Regions from separate parts of the Mus musculus genome. Here region 2 is linked to region 1. Evidence: chromatin loops called from intact Hi-C (ENCODE). Cell type or tissue: left cerebral cortex. All regions are shown on one strand.

Region 1 (8,000 bases):
TGATCTTTAGATCCAAGAGATAAATGTAGGCAGTTATTTGAGTTATTACTAAAGTAAACTTCACCAGTTCACAGTATAAAATTATCAGTAAGATTCTTTTTTTAAGGCCCATATAGTCCCTTTCAGCAACCATTATAAAAAGAAGGCCAAAGGGAAAGAGCAAAGGAAGATGCACAGAAGATTCTATTGAGAGGACAGAGGTGATAGTCATTAGTGCTGTGTGAACCTGCTTTAAATGTGCAATAACCTTGACTGCAGAGAATCCTAACGTGCATCCATTAGCTTCCTAGCTCATTTTTGCTCTAATTTTGTACCTTTTTCCTGGCATCATTTTCAACTGTTCTTTTCTTTTCCTTTCCTTCCTTTCTTTCTTTCTTTCTTTCTTTCTTTCTTTCTTTCTTTCTTTCTTTCTTTCTTTCTTTCTTTCTTTCTTTCTTTCTTTTTTTTTCCTGCTGTTTCCTACCAACCCTCAGGCTTTCTGTGCAAGAGGGATTCCACAGACTCCGGGAGGGTAATGAAAAGGTCAGGAGGCTATGGAGATTTCAATGAGGGACCATATCCTCTAGGATGAGGTGGCCGCTGTCTTGGCACCAGAAAATTAACTCCCATTCTTTGTTTAACTGAACCAATTGCAACTTTATCCAGAATCTTTTCGGGCAGTTAGGAAGCAGCTGCAAAGGAGGTAGTTCTTCAGGGGAAATTGCAAAATCCTAACCACCTTCTTGAACTACACTGACTGTTTAAATGCGTGTCTTCCTTTAATAGAATCAGTCTAGACTACTAATAAAGAGGAAAAAGAAATTGGTGGGGGGAGGGGGGAAGCAAAGGAGAGGGCAAGAAAAAGGCCTCCAGAAACCTCTTTGAAGTATTAAAATAATCACTATTAAGGCGGGGTCTGGAACAGTGCTAAGTCTTGCTTTTCTTCAAATGTTTGCTTGCACGAGTCTTCCTGAGCACTGTACAATATGAAAATACCTTCTTTACTACCCTGGGAGGAGATCCTTAAACATATGCAAGCGAACGCCAGTGATTGGGTGCTTACTAGCTAAGGGAGGCAGCGGCATTTCAGGAAGGTGTCCAGCTCAGATTACTGACTGCTTTTTCACTTGTCCATAACTTCCACCCAGGGGTCTTAGGGTCCCCCTCAGATATGATATCAAGCAAGCGTCATCCTTATTTCACTTGACCTGGTCTGAGGGGCAGCACATGGTAGAAGCTGCAAGAGCTGGGCAGAGTTCCAGTAAAGAGGGGCTGACAGGCGAGAGCAGTGCTCTGCAACGCTTGTCAGACAGAGAACTGGAGCAGCGGCTCCTTTGTGGGCTGGTAAATCCCCCTCCCGAGTGCACAGCAGGGACATTTGATCTGCAGGGTGATTGATAAGTGCTAGAGAGGGGCAGCCATCCTTCCCTCCCTCCCTCTTCTCTCCTCTCTCTTTCCCTCCCTCCTTGCCAGAAGCGCTGCTGGGTAGCGAGCTGCTCCAGTAAGGATCTTCCTACCCTGGGGTGGGTGGGTGGGGGGATACCGCCTGCGCTCCTCGCTGCTGTGCCACTCACTGCACGGCCCGCCCGACTGGTACCTAGGAGGTGCTGGCTTCTGAGCCTCTCAGAGACGCGGATGCTGCGGGAGCCTCCAGGGGAAGATCGAGGCGGAGCGCTCTCTCTGGGTAAGTTCGGAATACTCGGGAATGCCGTGGCAATGAGACCCACGAGCCGGGTTTCTTTGGCCTCAAAGTGGGTATGAGCAGGGAGAGGCTAGACTATACCCACCGTGATCAGTCAGCCCTTGTGAATCGCCCTCTCCCCTCGGTACCCTCGGGGCTCTCTCCTTTTTGCCCCTGACCTTCCAAGGCTGTGATAGGGATCCAGGAATCCCAAAGCTAGGAGACCACTGCTACTGCCAGGAATGACCCATGCAAGATCTTCTGCTAGTGAAATGAACCATTCACTGGCAGTGTCCAAGCCCAACGGCAAGGGCAGAGTGGCTTTTGGGATTGAGAGGTCATCCTCTAGCATCAAGATGTTAGCCTTTAAGGTGTAGGAAAGGTGGGGCTACTCTAGGGTTGGCGGTTAGTCCTGACCCATTCAAAGAGGGAACTCCCTTAGAGCCTGTGTCTCCCTAGAAGAGAGATTAGCCTGGAGCACCCAGCAGGCTGAAGCGGGCCTGCTAGACTTCTGACCTGGCTATGGCCTAAGAACTGCAGGAATGAAGTTGGGCTCTGAGTTGCAGCCTGGCCCCCTTCATGACTTGTGGAAAAAGCTTGGGCAAACTGGCTGGTTAGTGACAAAGAAGGCCTGGGCAATAGAATATGCATGTCAACTTCCCTCTTCTTAAGAAGAACAAACATTTTGCTTATTTAAGCATCTGCCCCTGCTACTCTTGAGTTCCCAGTTCACCCTGAACCTTTCCAGCTTCTTAAAAGCTCACTCTTTTCAGCCGTTCTTAGAGATACCCTGGACCAAATGAAACTTACTTAAAAGTGTTTGTCGAATGTGAGGCTTATTTGCTTCCAAATAACAGTCATGTTTCTGAAAAGGGTCTGTGGATGCTCAAAAGCAGGCAGAAAATAGAGTGGCTGAGCAAATTGACTCTTGCAGAAAGGAAATCATGGAATGAAAAACTGGAACTCAGGGACCTTGGTAGGGCTCATCATTACCACCAGGTTTGCTTCATTGTGTAAGTGGTAACAATTTCAAGACCTCCAAATTCCCTATCTCTCCTCTCCTCTTCCTTTTCTTCCCCTCACCTTCCTTCCTGTCTCCTCTCCTTTCATCTCTTATTTTCTCTTCTTTCCTCTTCCTCTCTCCTCTCTTCTCCTTCTCCCCCTCTTCTATCTTTCTCTTTCCTTTCTAGCAAACCAATTCTGGTCTCCAGAGAGTGTGCACAGAATTATCTATGCCTTGAATATTTTACTGTATTTGAGAACTAATAGTAATTATATTTATTTTAGCAGTAAAAACTTTACAATTGTGTGAAATGCCCCACTGAGTTTAGGTATACAATCCTCTAATTCATATTAAGCAGTACTGTGTTGTTTCTAATTTTAGCTTCTTGAAGTTAACCAAGTCAGCAAGTCACCTGGCTGAGGAATGTCCTGATCTGTAAAATAATTCCGGTCTGTTGGGTTTTGTACAGCTGTCACAGTGGATTTTACTTCAGTAAGATAACCTAATTAGCAAGTGTTTGTTAAACTAAAGCCCGAGTGAATAAATCATATCTCCCTAGGAACAATGTACTTTTAATATTTAGAAATACATAGAAAGTGCCCTTTCCTTATGAAAGAAGTGAACTTTTGCTCAGGACATATTACTCAGCCTGCACATAATGATGCACGTGCAGTCGAATGGGAGGCTATCCACCACTGCCCTCCCAACTCCCAGGGCTTCTGTGCTTGTCTCATGGTCGGTCACTCTATGGCCCAGAGAAGGACAATTAAGGCTCCAGTCTGAAATGGCAGCATGAGAGGGAATCCAGAAGTATGGTCAAAGGCTTTTCTTGAAAGGAGCAGGAAGGAAGATCACAATGCCACAGGTGGCCTTAGTGCCAAACTTTATAGACTGCCCCAATCTTTATTAGAGAGGAAGGAATTTGTATAAGCTACACAGGTCAAAGATTTCTGCTTTAACAGGGAGAGAAACAGGATAAAACGGGTGGTTTCCCATTCATGAATGGCTTATTTTGCCTGGGGCATTGCCTACCTTCCATTTTGGCTAGGCAATGAAATCCTGCATAAATTCTGTAGCAGATCTAAAGAGGAGAGGAAGGTGAATTGTTTGTGCAGCAGGCACATTTAATCAGTCCCTTTCTTCACTGTGTCTTTCCCTCGGTTTTCCTCACTTCTCTCTTTCTATCAGAGGTGGCCTGTAGCTCCTCCAAGCAACAGTAGACATTATTCACACATGCAAATGGGCTCCCCTCTTGAGACTCCTGGACCCAAGGAGTAATAATATATTAAGTAGAAAAGAGATAATGCAGGCAAAAATCCAACACCTAGCCAATTAGTGATGCTCTAGAAAGGTTATGTGAAACCAAATGCAACATCAGGGCCCAGAGGATCAGCACTCCTTTGGCATTAGCAAATGGAAACAGTAAGCTCCTAAAAGTAGTGACAGGCATGGCTGCAGAGTTAGATCAAGAACCCTGGTATTCTGTGTCTCAGCTCAAGATTCCTAGTACCCTTTTCTTTAGGAGGAGTCATTTCTCCTGCCCTGCATTCTTCCCTGTTTTTTTTTTTTTTTGGGGGGGGGGAGGGTTGGGGGGTGGGGAGAGGATCCCAGCCCTTGCAGCCTAGAGGGCTCAACAACTCTTGCCTTGGCTCCCACTCCTAGCAGAGCCTCAGCCTGGCAATGCTTTTCTGACACCCACTCCACTTCACTTTCCTCCAGGCAAAAAAGCACACGTTTAAGACTCATTATCTGGCTAAGTATAAATCTCAGGGGGAGAAGCATTTTATTTTTGTTTGGCTCAGTCTACCAGTTACTGTTTGAGCTGGCTTTCCAGAGTCCAGGCAAATAGCTGTTTGGCTGGTCATCACCAAGGAAGTAATTCCCTAAGCACTGAAACAGAGCTTTCTCCGTATATAAAGTATTGATCCCCTAGGAGAACTCTTCTCACTCCCACACAGACACACTAGCGCAGGAACACCCCACTCTGCACCTAAAGAGTCTTCCCAGCTAGCAGTCTGCCTAGCTGGCATCAGTCCTACACACACACACACACACACACACACACACACACACACACACACACACACAAAGTTCCTGGGAGGCTCTGGACCCCTCCTTGGGAGTCTGCCATGAGATGAGTCTTAATGGCCAAGTCACTGTCCTTATGCCATGTGTAGGTGAGGGAGGTCAAGTGAAGGAGATCACTAGAACTGGTCTGGATTTGGGGAGTTTCGCTGAGGCCAGAACCAAAGGGGGCTGGGCCGCCTGCTTGAGAAACAAAACTCCTGTTCAGAAGGAGCTTCTCTTGCAGCCAGCCGGGCTGGAGATAGAGTAATTCTGAAGCAACTGACGCAGCTGGGAATTGAGCTGTGCAAAGCTTTCACTCACAGGGAAGGGAAGCGTCTGCCCCACCCTCCCCCACCAAGCGCCCTGGATACACTGCCCACACTCCTCTCCTCCGTGACGTCACCCCTAGTCCTGTCCCGAGGAGCCTGCAAAACCTCTCAAATTCAAACTGCTAGACGCACTGCTGCTGCTGCCACTGGATTGAAAGCGCGCGCCCAGGCGCCGCTGTGGCAGCCGCCCGCAGTGACCCAGTCCGAAAGACCTCCCTATGTAATCGCATCCCTGGTTCCCCACAGCGCAGCTTCTTTCTGTTCCAATCCTCCTCTTCCTCTCTGGCCGCCAGCCGGATTTCTAATTTCTGCGCACCCCACCCCCCTGCCCAATCAAATTAATTCAAGCAACAAAAAAAGCAAAGCTTCCCCCACTGCAAGCGGCATCTTCTTTTACTTTGCTCTCTTTCTCTTCCTGAAGATGCTAAACTACTGGTGGACTGAAGAGGAGAGGAGCCCCGTCTTCTCCTGATGTGTGAGTAACCCCCAGCCAGAGCTTTCTCTGCACTCTCATTCTGTCCCCTCCGCCAGCTCCCTGACTCTTAATTTTTCCACCCCTTTTTTGTGCAGTTTAAAAAAAAAAAAAGTAAAGCAATTTCTACTGCAAGCCCAAGACGGGCAATCCACTTGAGATTTCTTCAAAATACCCCAGGGGAGGAGGAGATGGGCCGGATTTAGTAGGACAACTCGATTACTAATGACTCCGTGGCTGGCTGTGACCCGCAGGGAAATCAGGTGCAAGCATGTGTGTTCCAGGATGCGTTGTGTGGGTGGGCTGGGGGTAGTGGGTAGAGAGAAAGAAAAGAAACTGCTTTGAAATACGCAATGATTTCATTCTTCCTTGCTGCCTACCCCCTCACTCTCCCTCCCTCCCACCCGCCTGCCTCCTAGCTTTGCCATTTTAATCGGGCTTCCTTGTTTCTTTTTTCCCTGCATCCCGCTTTCTCCCCCGTCCCTCAATCAAGGTTTGCCTGTAAGTACCTGAGCTGACATCGAAGGTGCTTAAAGATGCTGAGCGGCGTTTGGTTCCTCAGTGTGTTAACAGTGGCCGGGATCTTACAGACCGAGAGTCGCAAAACTGCCAAAGACATTTGCAAGATCCGCTGCTTGTGCGAAGAGAAGGAAAACGTACTGAATATTAACTGTGAAAACAAAGGATTTACAACTGTCAGTTTGCTTCAACCCCCCCAGTATCGCATCTATCAGCTGTTTCTCAACGGAAACCTCTTGACCAGACTGTATCCAAATGAGTTTGTCAATTATTCAAATGCGGTGACTCTTCATCTAGGTAACAATGGGCTGCAGGAGATCCGACCTGGGGCATTTAGTGGTCTGAAAACTCTCAAAAGACTGCACCTCAATAACAACAAACTGGAGGTATTGCGAGAGGACACTTTTCTAGGCCTAGAGAGTCTGGAGTACCTCCAAGCTGACTACAATTACATCAGCACCATCGAGGCAGGGGCATTCAGCAAACTGAATAAGCTGAAAGTACTCATCCTGAATGACAACCTTTTGCTGTCTTTGCCCAGTAATGTGTTTCGGTTTGTCCTGCTGACTCACTTAGACCTGAGGGGGAACAGGTTGAAAGTAATGCCTTTTGCTGGTGTCCTTGAACATATTGGAGGAATCATGGAAATTCAGCTGGAAGAAAACCCGTGGAATTGCACCTGTGACTTACTTCCTCTCAAGGCATGGCTGGACACCATTACTGTTTTTGTGGGGGAGATTGTCTGTGAAACCCCTTTCAGGTTACATGGGAAAGATGTGACCCAGCTGACCAGACAAGACCTCTGTCCCAGAAAAAGTGCAAGTGGTGATTCTAGTCAGAGGAGCAGCCATTCAGACACACATGTTCAAAGGCTGACCCCTACAACAAATCCTGCTCTCAACCCAACCAGAGCTCCAAAAGCCAGCCGGCCACCCAAAATGAGAAATCGTCCGACTCCTCGAGTGACTGTGTCAAAAGACCGGCAGAGCTTTGGCCCGATCATGGTGTACCAGACCAAGTCCCCCGTGGCCCTCACCTGTCCCAGCAGCTGTGTCTGTACTTCTCAGAGCTCAGACAATGGTCTAAATGTGAATTGCCAAGAAAGGAAGTTCACTAACATCTCTGACCTACAGCCCAAACCTACCAGTCCAAAGAAACTCTACCTAACAGGGAACTATCTCCAAACAGTCTATAAGAATGACCTCTTAGAATACAGTTCACTGGATTTGTTGCATTTAGGAAACAACAGGATTGCAGTCATTCAGGAAGGTGCCTTTACAAACCTGACCAGTTTACGAAGACTTTATCTGAATGGCAATTACCTTGAAGTGCTGTATCCTTCTATGTTTGATGGACTGCAGAGCTTGCAGTATCTCTATTTAGAGTATAATGTCATTAAGGAAATTAAGCCTCTGACCTTTGATGCTTTGATTAACCTCCAGCTCCTGTTTCTGAATAACAACCTGCTGAGGTCCTTACCTGATAATATATTTGGGGGCACAGCCCTCACCAGGCTGAATCTGAGAAACAATCATTTTTCTCACCTGCCTGTGAAAGGGGTCCTGGACCAGCTTCCTGCTTTTATCCAGATAGATCTGCAAGAGAACCCATGGGACTGCACCTGTGACATCATGGGGCTAAAGGACTGGACCGAACATGCCAATTCTCCTGTCATCATCAATGAGGTGACTTGTGAGTCTCCCGCTAAGCATGCAGGGGAGATACTGAAATTCCTGGGAAGGGAGGCTATTTGTCCAGAAAATCCTAACCTGTCAGATGGGACTATTTTGTCAATGAATCACAACACAGACACACCTAGATCACTTAGTGTGTCTCCTAGTTCTTACCCCGAACTACACACTGAAGTTCCACTCTCCGTTTTAATTTTAGGATTGCTTGTGGTTTTTATCCTGTCTGTCTGTTTTGGGGCGGGGTTGTTCGTCTTTGTTC
Region 2 (8,000 bases), 920 kb before region 1:
AGGGGTGCAAGAACCTATAGAGGCCATATGGAGAGGTTAGACCTGGCCCCCTGTTGAGAGATTGGGGCACCCATCCTTCTCAAAAATTTTAACCCAGAATTGCTCCTGTCTAAAGGAAATACAGGAACAAAGAATGGAGCAGAGACTGAAGGAAGAACCATCTAGAGTCTGCCCCACCTGGGGATTTATCCCATATGCAGCCACCAAACCCAGTTACTGATACCAAAAAGTGCTTGTGAACAGGAACTTGATATAGCGGTTTCCTGAGAGTCTCTGCCAGAGCCTAACTGATAGCACAGCCAACCAAGGGACTAAGCACAGGGACCCCAATGGAGGAGTTAGGGGAGGGACTGAAGGAACTGAAGGGGTTTGCAACCCCATAGGAAGAACAACAATATCAACCAACGAGAACCCCCCCCCCCGACCTCCCAGGGACTAAACCACCAATTAAAGAATACTCATGGAGGTACCCATAGCTCCATCTGCATATGTAGCAGAGGATGGCCTTATCTGGCATCAATGAGCAGAGAGGCCCTTGGTTCTGTGAAGGTTTGGTGCCCCAGTGTAGGGGAGGGGAATGCTAGGACAGCGAGGCAGGAATGGATAGGTGGGTAGGAGAGCACCCTCATAGAAGTAAGGGGGGGTGAAAGAGGGGTTTTGCAGAGGAGAAATCAGGAAGCACGATAAACATTTGAGATATAAATAAATAAAATAACCAATAAAAATTTTAAAAAAGAAAAATGTTATCTTAGAACACTAAATAAATATGAAAAGCTGATTGTATATTGATGCTCTCTTAGAATTTTTAACAAAGTATATGAAATGAATACACAGTTAGTTATGATCTTTACATATTCTTTTTTTTAAGTTTATCAAACATTTTTGTATAATTTCATATAGAAGTACTGAAATTACACTGCTTCCATTTCACCCTTTCCCCTTCCTCCACCTACAGCTCTTCTCATGTCATACCTCACTCCTTCTCAAATTCATCACCCACTTTTCTTTAAATATATTTAAATTTCTTTGTTCTACATACATCTATGTGCATAAATTATTTAACACGCATACATATGAATAACCTACTGAGTCCATTTAGTGTTGCTTGTATGTACATTTTCTTAAGATAAGCCCACTGATAAATTTTCCAATTCCAAATGTAAAATGTGAATTTAATTAATGAAATTATTAAGGAGGTATATTTATGTACTTATTTGTGCATATATGTGTGCATATAACAATTGTAAAGAGAAGGGCACCAGGAATTTGAAATGGAGTGAAAGCAGGTGAACATGCAGAGGGTTGCAGAGACTGGACAAGAGAAGGATTATAGGAAGGAAAGAGAAAGGAAGGAATTGTTAATAGTTGTATTTAAATTAAAATGTAAAAGTATAAAAATATGGAAATTTGTAGAAATCGGCAGTGGGTGTAGGGGTTGCATCTCTAGCAAGTGTCAGAGACCCTGGGGCTCTGAGAGACTGAACCACCAACCCAAGAGCATACACAGGCTGGACCTAAGCCTCTCACTCATATGTAGTAGATGGTGCAGCTTGGTCATCATAAGGGTCCCCCAACAACTGAAATGCACATTCCCTAAACCTGTTTTCTGCTTGTGGATCCTGTTCTTCTAACTGTGCTACCTGTCTGGCCTCAGTGGGAGAAAATTGCCTAGTCCTGCAGTGACTTGATGAGCCAGGGTAGATTGATACCCAGCTGGGAGTCCCCCTTCTCAGAGGAGAATTGAGAAAAGTATCTATGTGAGGGAATACTGGGACAAGGGGTATGTAAAGTGAAAATTATATTGGTATATAAAGTGAAAAAAAATGAGCTAATAAAAAATAAAAGTTGTAGAGACAAAAATACTCAAAGACAAATCATATTATGTGCATATGCATATTATATGCATATACATGTATTAATATATGTTTGCAAATGTTCATGTATGCATGCATTCATATATATGCATATGGATGACTAAGAGACTGAAAGACAAACTCACACTAATTTAAATTTCCAGCCTTTTATTTCCTTTTCTGTAACCAAGAATAGAAAGTGTTAGAAGTCTGGAATGAACTCTAGAGTTACTGATAGCATGAAAAGGAGAGGATAGTAACTATAGTTTCATTTGAAAAGATATTTTAAGATAGGAAAATTTGGTATACTAAAAACAAATGAAAAAATGTTTATACAAATATTACCTCATTACTTTTTTACTAACTTATAATTTTGTAGCATTTGTATATGTTTATAAATAGCATGGAAATAAGTAGATTAATGAGTTTCTGTTGTCTCCTGTATTTTTACAATTTTCACAAGTAAACATGTATTTTAGAACCAAAGAATATATTTCCCTAAAATATGTTAGTAATAGCTTTGACATGACTGTTTTTTTTTAATTATGTGTACTCTAAATGAATCACTACGGAACTGCAGCACACAACTTTGTCTTTTACAGTCTCCAGTCTTTCAGAAATGTCAGTCTAGAAAGCAATCTTCTGAAATTCTTCAAGTATCCAGCAGAAGTAATTCCTGAAGCGTTCAGTGGAAGGTGTTAAAAGCTACTTTTTAACACAAGTAAAAGCAAAACATTATAATAAAATATCCTGAAAATGTATAAAGTATGCTTTGGGTTTCTATAGGGAAAAATATTTTTTTACAATTTATTTACTTACATCAAATGCTGCACCCCTTCCGGGTGTCCCTCTCACAAAGACCCTCTGCACAACCCCCTTCCCTTCTCCTCTGAGAGGGTGCCCCCCAGGTATCCACCCAACAAGTGAAAAATATTTTAAGACTGAATGATCCCATATACAACCACCAAACCCAGACACTATTATGGATGCCAACAAAAACTTGTTAACAGGAACCTGAGACAGTTGTGTTATGTGAGGCTCTGCCAGTGCCTGACAAATACAGAAGTGGATGCTCACAGCCATCCAATGGATATTGGACAGAGCACAGGGTCCTCACTGAAGGAGCTAGAGAAAGTACCCAAGGAGCTGAAGGAATTTGCAACCCCATAGGAGGAACAATATGAACTAACCAGTACCCCCAGAACTCCCTGGGACTAAACCATCAACCAAAGAGTATACATAGAGGGACCCATGGCTCTAGCTGCATATGTAGCAGAGGATGGCCTAGTAGGTCATCAATGGGAGGAGAGGCCCTTGATCCTGTGAAGGTTCTATGCCACAGTATAAAGGAATGCCATGGCCAGCAAGTGGGAGTGGGTGAGTTGGTGAACAGTGGGAAGGTAGGAGGGCATAGGGGATTTTTGGAGGGAAAACAAGGAAAGGAGATAGCATATGAAATGTAAATAAAGAAAATATCTAAGAAAAATAAATAAATAAAACCATAACAAAACAAACAAACAAAAATAAAAAAAGACTGAATGCACTTATTTTCCTAGAGACCTACAAATCAGCTTTTTGCAGTATGTGAGACTGGCCACAAGGGGGCAGAAGAACAATGTAATATTTTTTAAAGGTCTTCCTAGAAAACAGCAGCTTAATTTTTACCAAATGTTGCCAAATATTCACTATAATTATTCTTAAATTCTAACAATCCAGTGTATCACTTCTACTTATTCATATTATACATATAAAGTACACAATTGGTAAACAATGCAAATATTAATGACAGTGCATAGGAATATTAATGCTTTCTATATGTATACAAACATATAAACTTATTTATGAATATATTTTATTGGGCTATAGAGAATAATAGTTTCAATATTATCAATATTCCTGGATTATTTTGTGTTAATTTAATCATTTGATAGAGTTGAATTCTTCATTAATATCCCCCCAGGAAGATGCCGTGAAAGAAACAAATTCAACTGGAATGACTTATAAGGAAGCTTTCAAGAGCTCCTAGACTAAATCACTGATGGTATCTATCAATAAAGAATTTCAGAAGGCTGAAAAAAAAAATGTCCCCAAACTCAGTATGGTAAGTCATATATAAGAGTTGAGGAAATATTTCCTACCAACTAGTGTGGTGATACAAAACACTTATGATTTTAAGAAATATATTAAAGTGGTAACAATATTGGCTTTGCTCTGTCCTGGTACCAAAGATTTAACTCTGTGTGTTCAGTGATGGTGTAAAGTAATGCCTATCATGAAGAACCATGGCACAGCATCTGTGCCATACATGCATGTTATCACTTCACAATTCATATTTCAGGAGGTCTACAGGCAATAATTGAGCATCATCTTTTTTTAACCTATCTCAAAAGCATCATCTCAGCAGTGACTGCATGAAGAATGACAATTTCCTACTAGGTGCAATTAATTATGTCATCATGAAGTGACTGAAAACCTTAGAAATATTCTACATCAAGATTTTGATAAACCTAGCTATAAAGGGTTATATAAATTCTGTTAACAGTGTTTTCAAGCAGTATTTGAGTTTGACACAGTGAGCTTTGCATGAATGGTAGTAGTCAATATTAAAACTTCATTTAGTCAATTAAAAACATTTAGTGACTATGTATGTAAAAATATTTTAAGGTACTTTTGCAACCATGTATGTATTCTAAAATAAAACATATAAGTGTTCATTTGATATTCAAATTTAGCTGTCAGTTGTTTCACCCTCAGCCTGATATGATCCTTACTAAACTATAAATCTATTTCTCTGATATGTTTGAAAGATAGGATTCATACCAAGCAGGAACGAATAAAGTCATAATTAGTTAACTATGTATTTCATGCGTTATGAGAGTTTTATACTCTCTTTGAAGAACATATTTTCCAACTATTCTTCTTTCCCTTGACAGTCACGTCTTTTCATTTACCATGGTCTCTATATCTGTTTTCCTTCTTCAGTTTTCAACTGGAAACCTTAAGGCCCTCAGGTGATTTGCTAGGAAATGGGATTTTCAGATTACTATAAAATGAAGGGAGTTAACATCTAGTTGCTGGGCTCAATGTCCTTATAAATAGATCTCAAAGTCAGATGTGTGTGGTAGTGCACAGCTTTAATCTTAGTACCAGGAAACAGGACGAAGGGGCAGGAGGACTGGGTGTTCTATGTTGCCCAGGATTTATACTATAACACCCTATTTCAAAACAGACAGAAAGAAAGAACCCAGAGTATATTTCTTGCTCATTACATTAAAGGAAACAGAAACCACAAGTAAATATAAAATCTTCAAGTTCCTTCATCTTAAATGTCTAGGTTTAGAACTGTAAATATTTAAATATATAAAGTACCCAGTTTATGCTATTCCATGAGAGAAATCTTCCTAGAGATGTACAACATGCAACTTTAAATTGGCCTCACATGAAAGCTCCCAATTTACTCCCTGCTTTGCCCCATTGTGTAGCAATCTTCTCTAAGATAAAATATTCCATCTTGTATGAAATGCCATAAAGCACAGGACATTCTAAACTTTAGAATATAAAGGTAGATTTATATCAAACATTCTATCCTCTAGAGACGCTCAATGAAATTCAAAAGTATATGCAATATGCATGTATCAACAATTAATGCAAAAGGAGGCCATGAGTTTAAAGAGAACACGGGGGTATATGGGAAGGCTTGATAAAAAGAAAACAGGAAATTATCTAATTATATTATTATCTCAAAAAAACTTAGTAATAAGGAATAAATGAATAAATACCTAATAAAAAGAAAATGCATAAACAGCAAATAATAACAATAATAATAATAAAACAATTATCAAGAAGTAAAATTTTCAATAGCTTCATGCTGTTTCTGTAAATGGCAAAGTTCAGTAGTATCTTTGTTCTCAAGCTCATATGACTATAAGGACTACTAACAGACACTCTCAGAGTAGAACAGCCACCTTGAACAGGCTCAGAGCAACTAAGCGTCCTAGAAGTGACACTCTCCAATCTGCTGAACTGGGTGGAACTTATATAGTGCCTAGGTTTCCAGTTTTTGTGAAATATCATCCATATTTCATTGAAGGGAGCAGCCTTTTAGCCATTTCTATTTCTTTAACTCCTTACCTATTTATGTAGGTAACTCAATAATAAGTTTGACTCAATAAGTTTGAGTCGGGTGGTAGGTATCTTCATCAGGTGCATGTCTCACAGATTCCTTATCTAGAATAACTTCCCATATTTCCAAGAAGTATGACACCAACTTGCTTATAACACATAGCTTTGCAACTTTGCAGATCTGAGTGTGAAACTCCTCATTCTAACTCCTTCTCATCACTAACAGTCACACAATTAATAATAATTTGGCACTAATTGAACTGGGGAATGATTTAGTCTGTCAACGTCAGGCAGTACAGGTATGAAGGACCTGTGAGTGGATCCCCAAAACCCTCCCCAAACGCATGCACAGTGGCATTCTTCTGGGAGCCCAGTACTGGAGAGCTTAGACTGCAGGATCCCTGTGCCCAAGCCACATCTTGGTGTCATTACCTTAGCATTACATATATTACTGAAACCTGAAGGTCAGTTCCTTCCAGCACTTGATACTCCATTGCAGAACAGAGTTAATCTAAAAATTTCTGAAATTTCCCAAAATGGTGTGCTGATTTGGACAAGAATTTCAACGTGAATCATTTGGAGAAAACTAGCATCCTGTCCTGCACTAGTAATGGTAGCACTATTTTCCTCTTCAGTTAGTAACTATGAAAAATTAATTTCATTTGTTCTACAACAATCCTATACATCATGAAGGAAGACTCATTTTGTCATCCTAATTTATCCTAGAATTGTTATTTGAATATAAATGCTCCATAAACACATGTTTATAAAGTCTTGGGACTCTGCAAGGTACAGTTGTAGCTTGGTGGAACTTTTAGGACTTAAAATGTGGTGAGAAGTCTTTGGTTCTTTAAAAGTATTCTCTCCCTCAGCCCCTCCATTCCTCGATCCCTTCCTCCCTCCCTCCCTGTAGCTGTCCAGCAGCCATGAATGATCTGGGTACCTGAAAGGGGGGCTGGAAATAAAAAAAGAAAACAAAAAGGGCTGGCAAGAGAAGGATGAAGCCAACACAAAAGTTTCTGATCAAGGCTCAAGGCTTTTTTATTTTTTATTTTTTTATTTTAATTAGGTATTTTCTTCATTTACATTTCCAATGCTATCCCAAAAGTCCCCCATACACCTCCCCCCAACTCCCCGACCCACCCACTCCCACTTCTTGGCCCTGGCGTTCCCCTGTACTGAGGCACATAAAGTTTGCAAGACTAATGGGCCTCTCTTTCCAATGATGGCCGACTAGGCCATCTTCTGATACATATGCAGCTAGAGACACGAGCTCCAGGGGGTACTGATTAGTTCATATTGTTGTTCCACCTATAGGGTTGAAGACCCACCTAGCTCCTTGGGTACTTTCTCTAGCTCCTCCATTGCGGGCCCTGTGATCCATCCAATAGCTTACTATGAGCATCCACTTCTGTGTTTGCTAGGCCCCAGCATAGCCTCACAAGAGACAGCTATATCAGGGTCCTTTCAGCAAAATCTTGCTAGTGTTTGCAATGGTGTCAGCTTTTGAAGGCTGATTATGGGATGGATCCCCGGATATGGCAGTTTCTAGATGGTCCATCCTTTTGTCTCAGCTCCAAACTTTGTCTCTGTAACTCCTTCCATGGGTGTTTTGTTCCCAATTCTAAGAAGGGGCAAAGTGTCTACACTTTCATCTTTGTTCTTGAGTTTCATGTGTTTTGCAAACTGTATCTTGTATCTTGGGTATTCTAAGTTTCTGGGCTAATATCCACTTATCAGTGAGTACATATTGTGTGAGTTCCTTTGTGATTGGGTTACCTCACTCAGGATGATGCCCTCCAGGTCCATCCATTGCCTAGAAATTTCATAAATTCATTCTTTTTAATAGCTGAGTAGTACTCCATTGTGTAAATGTACCACATTTTCTGTATCCATTCCTCTGTTAAGGGGCATCTGGGTTCTTTCCAGCATATGATATTATAAATAAGGCTACTATGAACATAGTTGAGCATGTGTCCTTTATCAGTTGGAACATCTTCCGGATATATGCCCAGGAGAGGTATT

What was found. Peaks named below come from ENCODE experiments on the same cell type or tissue, not always from the same donor. Only the 100,000 strongest peaks of a DNase experiment are listed, where the experiment ranks them.
Region 2: a loop joins it to region 1, with 13 times the contacts of the local background. A loop is called at or near these places in 2 of 42 quality-filtered maps.

What each region holds. Positions count from the first base shown.
Region 1 is chrX:66,647,838-66,655,837 of GRCm38, forward strand. It overlaps Slitrk2 (SLIT and NTRK-like family, member 2), which reads left to right and starts at 1,481. Exons shown (of 3, transcript NM_001161431.1): 1 at 1,481-1,663; 2 at 5,481-5,534; 3 at 6,025-8,000. The coding sequence starts at 6,068. In left cerebral cortex, no CTCF peak of the experiment used is centred here; DNase peaks (open chromatin) are centred at 1,087, 1,257, 1,527, 2,218 and 9 more places; H3K4me3 peaks cover 5,426 bases; H3K27ac peaks cover 4,552 bases.
Region 2 is chrX:65,731,344-65,739,343 of GRCm38, forward strand. No RefSeq gene overlaps it. Among named protein-coding and RNA genes, the nearest start is that of Gm52432, 28 kb to the left of the region's middle. In left cerebral cortex, a CTCF peak has its summit at 3,436 (motif pointing right); a DNase peak (open chromatin) is centred at 3,447.